Regions from separate parts of the Homo sapiens genome. Here region 2 is linked to region 1. Evidence: read pairs that join two places in POLR2A ChIA-PET (ENCODE). Cell type or tissue: GM12878. All regions are shown on one strand. Region 1 overlaps IGF2R (insulin like growth factor 2 receptor). Region 2 has its middle 38 kb from the start of IGF2R.

The links. Peaks named below come from ENCODE experiments on the same cell type or tissue, not always from the same donor. Only the 100,000 strongest peaks of a DNase experiment are listed, where the experiment ranks them.
Region 2: POLR2A ChIA-PET joins it to region 1 with 12 read pairs; 4 of 35 experiments call an interaction of 5 or more read pairs at or near these places.

The regions. Positions count from the first base shown.
Region 1 is chr6:159,988,968-159,991,467 of GRCh38, reverse strand. It overlaps IGF2R (insulin like growth factor 2 receptor), which reads right to left. Exons shown (of 48, transcript NM_000876.4): 2 at 145-284. Among named protein-coding and RNA genes, the nearest start is that of AIRN, 17 kb to the left of the region's middle. In GM12878, no CTCF peak of the experiment used is centred here; a DNase peak (open chromatin) is centred at 1,469; H3K27ac peaks cover 1,666 bases.
Region 2 is chr6:159,930,178-159,932,677 of GRCh38, reverse strand. No RefSeq gene overlaps it. Among named protein-coding and RNA genes, the nearest start is that of IGF2R, 38 kb to the left of the region's middle. RefSeq lists enhancers at 665-834, 1,095-1,174. In GM12878, no CTCF peak of the experiment used is centred here; a DNase peak (open chromatin) is centred at 1,387; H3K27ac peaks cover 1,113 bases.

The DNA of each region.
Region 1 (2,500 bases):
ATGTGTATTATGTATTATAAACACTTATGATTTCTAAACATTCAAAATTTTTGTATCGCTATATACGTATAGCTATACACAGTCATTTTTGCAAAATTGGGGAATCATATTGCCAATCCAGTAATTTCAGGTAGTTCTACTTACCCACTGAATGATAAGTGCGTGTCTTCAAGTCGTGCATACAAACAGCACTTGATGGCCCGCACTGGACAATATCCACACTTCCACAGATGTTGATTTTATAAAGTACATTATTTTTGGTATCAACAGCTTCCCATGTATAACTGGAAAGGAAGAAAAACAACTTGTCAATGTCACTGATTTATCAAAAATTAAACTTCTCTCTAGTTTTATTCAAGCCACATTTGCTTAAAACTGCCACAAACTAGAAAATACACTTTCCTTAGCCAAAAACACTAAAAAGTCAAGTATGTTAAGTTGCAAAGAAGCCAGGGCAGAAACTACTAACACCATCTGTCTGTGGTTCAATCCATTCTGAAGCTACCTCAGGACTCAAAGATTATCAAAATAGAAGTATCTGGCTGGGCATGGTGGCTCACGTCTGTAATCCCAGCACTTTGGGAGGCCGAGGTGGGTGGATCACGAGGTCAGGCGTTCAAGACCAGCCTGGCCAACATAATGAAACCCCATCTCTACTAAAAATACAAAAATTAGCTGGGCGTGGTGGCACACGCCTATAATTACAGCTACCTAGGAGGGTGAGGCAGGAGAACTGCTTCAACCTGGGAGACGGAGGTTGCAGTGAGCCGAGATCGTGCCACTGCACTCCAGCTCGGTCAACAGTGCGAGACTCTGTCTCCAAAGAAAAAAAAAAAAGAAATATCTTACCATTAATTTAAGAATATCAACTCAGATCAGTGTATTAGTCTGTTCTCACACTGCTAATAAAGACATACTCAAGACTGGGTAATTTATAAAGGAAAGAGGTTTAATTGACTCATAGTTAAGCATGGCTAGGGAGGCCTCAAGAAACTTACAATCGTGACAGAAGGGGAAGCAAACACATTCTTTTTCAGCAAGGAGAAGTGCGGAGCAAAAGGGGAAAAAGCCCCTTATAAAACCATCAGATCTCGTGAGAACTCACTCATGACCACGAGAACAGCATAAGGGTAACCGCCCCCATGATTCAATTGCCTCCCACCAGGTCCCTCCCACAACACATGGGGATTATGGGAACTACAAGCTGAGATTTGGGTGGAGACACAGCCAAATCATATTAATCAGTAATTGCTCAAGACTCATGCTGAATATAAGATAGTAATAGCCTTTCCAATCACACCAAAATGCTGAAAAGCCAAAGGATTTTTTAACTCTATTTTATTAAAAAACTAGCTATGGCATGAAAGGCAGCTCCACTTCTGCTTTTACCTCTTAGAGCTACAGTTCAGATCTGAACTCGCAAGACAGAGCTGTGCAATGAGTCAGCTATCAGATTCGAAATCACACAAAATTCACTACACCAAGCATTAACACTCATTGTTCAAACCTCTGGCAAAGCAGATAGTGAGTTATTGCTAATGCATCAATCAGTATACTTGGGACAAAATAGGTGGTTTCCCGGTTCTGTGAAAACAATTATTCTCAAATGTCTACTCTTCCCTTCCCTGGGGAGAATGTTTTGTCCATTTTGTAAAATGGGGATCATCTCCTCAGCAGGAGTAAAAACAGAAAAGGAAGAAAGTGACTTAAAATGTCCTTGCAAAATGCAAAAAATAAAGACCTGGCCAGTGGCTCGTGCCTGTATCCCAGCACTTTGGGAGGCGAAGGCCAGAGGATCACTTGAAGCCAGCAGTTTCAGGCCAGCCTGGGCAACATACCAAGATCCCATCTCTACAAAAATAAAATTTTTTTATTTTCAATGCAAAAACTGTTATTTAACTCAACAGTATTGCTAAAAGGAGGGGCAATAAGTTAAATCAGAATTGCTTAGGCTAGGCCCATCCAGGAGTTGTGGAGGCCCTGGGGGTAAGACCACCATATATATCTACATAACTGTGTTATTCACCCTATGCAGTACTCCCTTGACGACAGAAGCACTCCCTCACAGAAGGAGCCGTCCACCTCCCAGAGCTTCCTTCCACAGTGCACCAAGGCAATGACTCAGCACAAAACCAACCACCAGGCCCCCCCACGTGCCCTCCTCCCCAACCCTGAACTAGTTTCAGCAATGGAGGAGAAAGAGCAGCCCTGGTGGGGTCACTGGAAGACGAGGCGCCAAGAACTCCTAGGTCTGGGAACCCATCAAACCCCCCTGCCAAGAAACCAAACCGCACACATAGGCCTTCAAAAGCATGGAGACTTGGAAGGTCTGATAGCCACTAAGCAGCTACAGACCTGAAGAGCAGGCTGGGGTACTCAGGTGCCCAATCTTAGGGTGATACCCTCGGGGTATGACTCCTCAGCTCAGCTTTTTCAGCAGGAACATGTTAAGAGGTGTCTCCTAGAGTCAAGATGACTCAAGGACATGAGAAAATAACCC
Region 2 (2,500 bases), 59 kb after region 1:
GATTTAAGGGCATGACCTTCAATAGTCACTTGATTTAAGAGAAAATCCCCTTCTTAGCTCAAGAATAACCTCCAAAGACACACACAAAGATATTTATGGGAGACACACCATCTGGGATTGGCTTTAAAATTCTTCAGCAGCAATAACTACGAATAACAACAACAAGACAGGAGTGGAGTTAAATAAAAAGGAACTATGGAATGTTGACAATTGTTGAGCATGAGTAATTTTATCTATGTATTTATGTATTTTGTTAACTAAATTGAAAGGCCAAGAGGAAAACTAAAGCACCCCAAAGTAGCATCACAGGAACAGATTTCCTAGGACTGAGGGCACAGAGGGAAGGATTTGCATTATTAAAACTAGTAAATCTAGAGGAGACACCATTTTTGCTGGGATCCAGGCTTCTGAGGAAGGGGCACCTTCCTGGCAGCAAGAAAGTGCTGGGATCTCTGAAGTGCAATCTGATGATGCTGGTGCTGCCTGTGCTGGAACAACTGCAAAGTGGCCTCAGCTGCTGCTACGGAAGGACTTCCAGCTGCGAGGGTGAAGAAGCATGGCTGGAGGAAGATCGTTAAGATGAGAATCACAGGATCACAAGCAGACATGGATCCCATAGGGAGCAAGCAGAAAGGAGTGTGTTCCCTTTCCTCCTCCTCCAGCCTTCTCTCTTGAGCCCCCTGTTAGCAAAACCTAAGAGAGAGCCAGTGGCATAGCAGACATGTTTGCAGAGCCTTAGCTCGAGCATCACACAGCTGAGCATAGACAGCTGCTTATTGAGGGATAACATAATAACTGGCACAGTGGACTTACTTTGCCCCCTGAGCTTGTGCTTATCTTTTCCAGCTTAGTTCATTTATTCACTAAACCTTGAGCTAGATGTCAGGTGCTAGTCTAGATTGGAGGATATGATACTAACAAGATGGGCATAATCCCTGTCCTGGGACTTCAGTCAACCTTGACTTTTTTTTCAGTCTTTCACTTTTCTAATAGATTCCAGCCTCTGGCTCCACCCCTGCTGCTGTGCAACCCACTGTGTTGTTCTTGTCTTTTTATTATATATAAAATATACATAACATAAAGTATACATAACATAAAATGTACCATCTTAACTATTTTTAATGTACCATTCAGTGGCGTTAAGGACATTCACGTTGTTGTAAAACTGTCTTCATCATCCATCTCCAGAACTCTTTTTCATCTTGAAAAAATGAAACTCAGTAATGATTAAACTCTCACTCCCCACTTCCTCCTCCCTCCAGCCTCTGGCAACCAGCATTCTACTTTCTGTCTCTATGCATTTGAGTACTCCAGGGACCTCATATAAGTGGAGGCATACAGCATTTGTCCTGTTATGACTGGCATATTTCACTTTGCATATTGTCCTCAAGGTTCATCCATGTCATAGCGTGTGTCAGAACTTCCTTTCTAAGGCTGAATAATATTCCATTGTATATTTCACATTTTGCTGATCCATTCACTCGTTGACACGTGTTTGGTTTGTTTGCACCTTTTGGCTACTGTGAATAATGCTGTTATGAACATTGATGTATAAGTATGTGTACAAGTCCGTGCTTTCAGCTCTTTTGGGTATATGCCTATGAGTAAAACTGGTTGTTCATATGGTAATTCTATGTTTAACTTTTTGAGAAACCACTCCATGTGTTCACAGCAACCATACCGTTTTACATTCCCACCAGCAACTGGTATCTATGAGGGTTCCGATTTCTCCACATCCATGCCAACATTTGTTATTTTTCTTCTTTAATAACAGCCACAGGTGTGAAGTGGCCCACTGTGGGCTCTGGCATAAATTTAGCCTGAACACATCAAGTTTCTGCACAGTGTCCTTATTGAGACAGTGCCTCAGTTGTCACCCTTGTAGCCTTTTTTCAGCCCAGGCTTTCTCTCCTTTTCCAAACCAGTTTGTTTTTATTGGCTTTTGGAAGTTTCACCAGTTCTCAGAGAGAAGGTTTGTATTCTTTTGATAGAATGAGCTTAATGAAATGTCATAAGATCAGAGATGCAGAAAGAAACCAAGAAAGAGCTTTTTACTTTGATGTGTAGGAGTGTGAACACTGATGGGGCAGGAGCCCTTTCCAGTCTCATCTGGAGGCACAGCAGCAGGGGTGGCCTGGGCCCCAGTAGCAACTGCAGCATTGGCTACCAGTGGGCCAGTTGGGTACCAACCTGAATGTCCAATAACTGGACAAACATACTATGACCATAGAGTGTAATTTCATGCTAGCATTAAATATGCTTCAAAAACATATTTAATGACACAGGAAAGGCATATGACTTAACTTAGGTGCAAAAACCTGAATACAAAGCAGTAATGATGTTCAATATTATAAACATGCCCTTTAAAAGACTAAGAAAAAGTACATCAAAGTGTTAGCACTTATCTATGATATAGGTCACTTTTAAGTCTCTATTTTCCTGTTCCCAGATGATTTATGATAAGCATTTCACATATTTTAATCAGAAAACAAGAAAAACA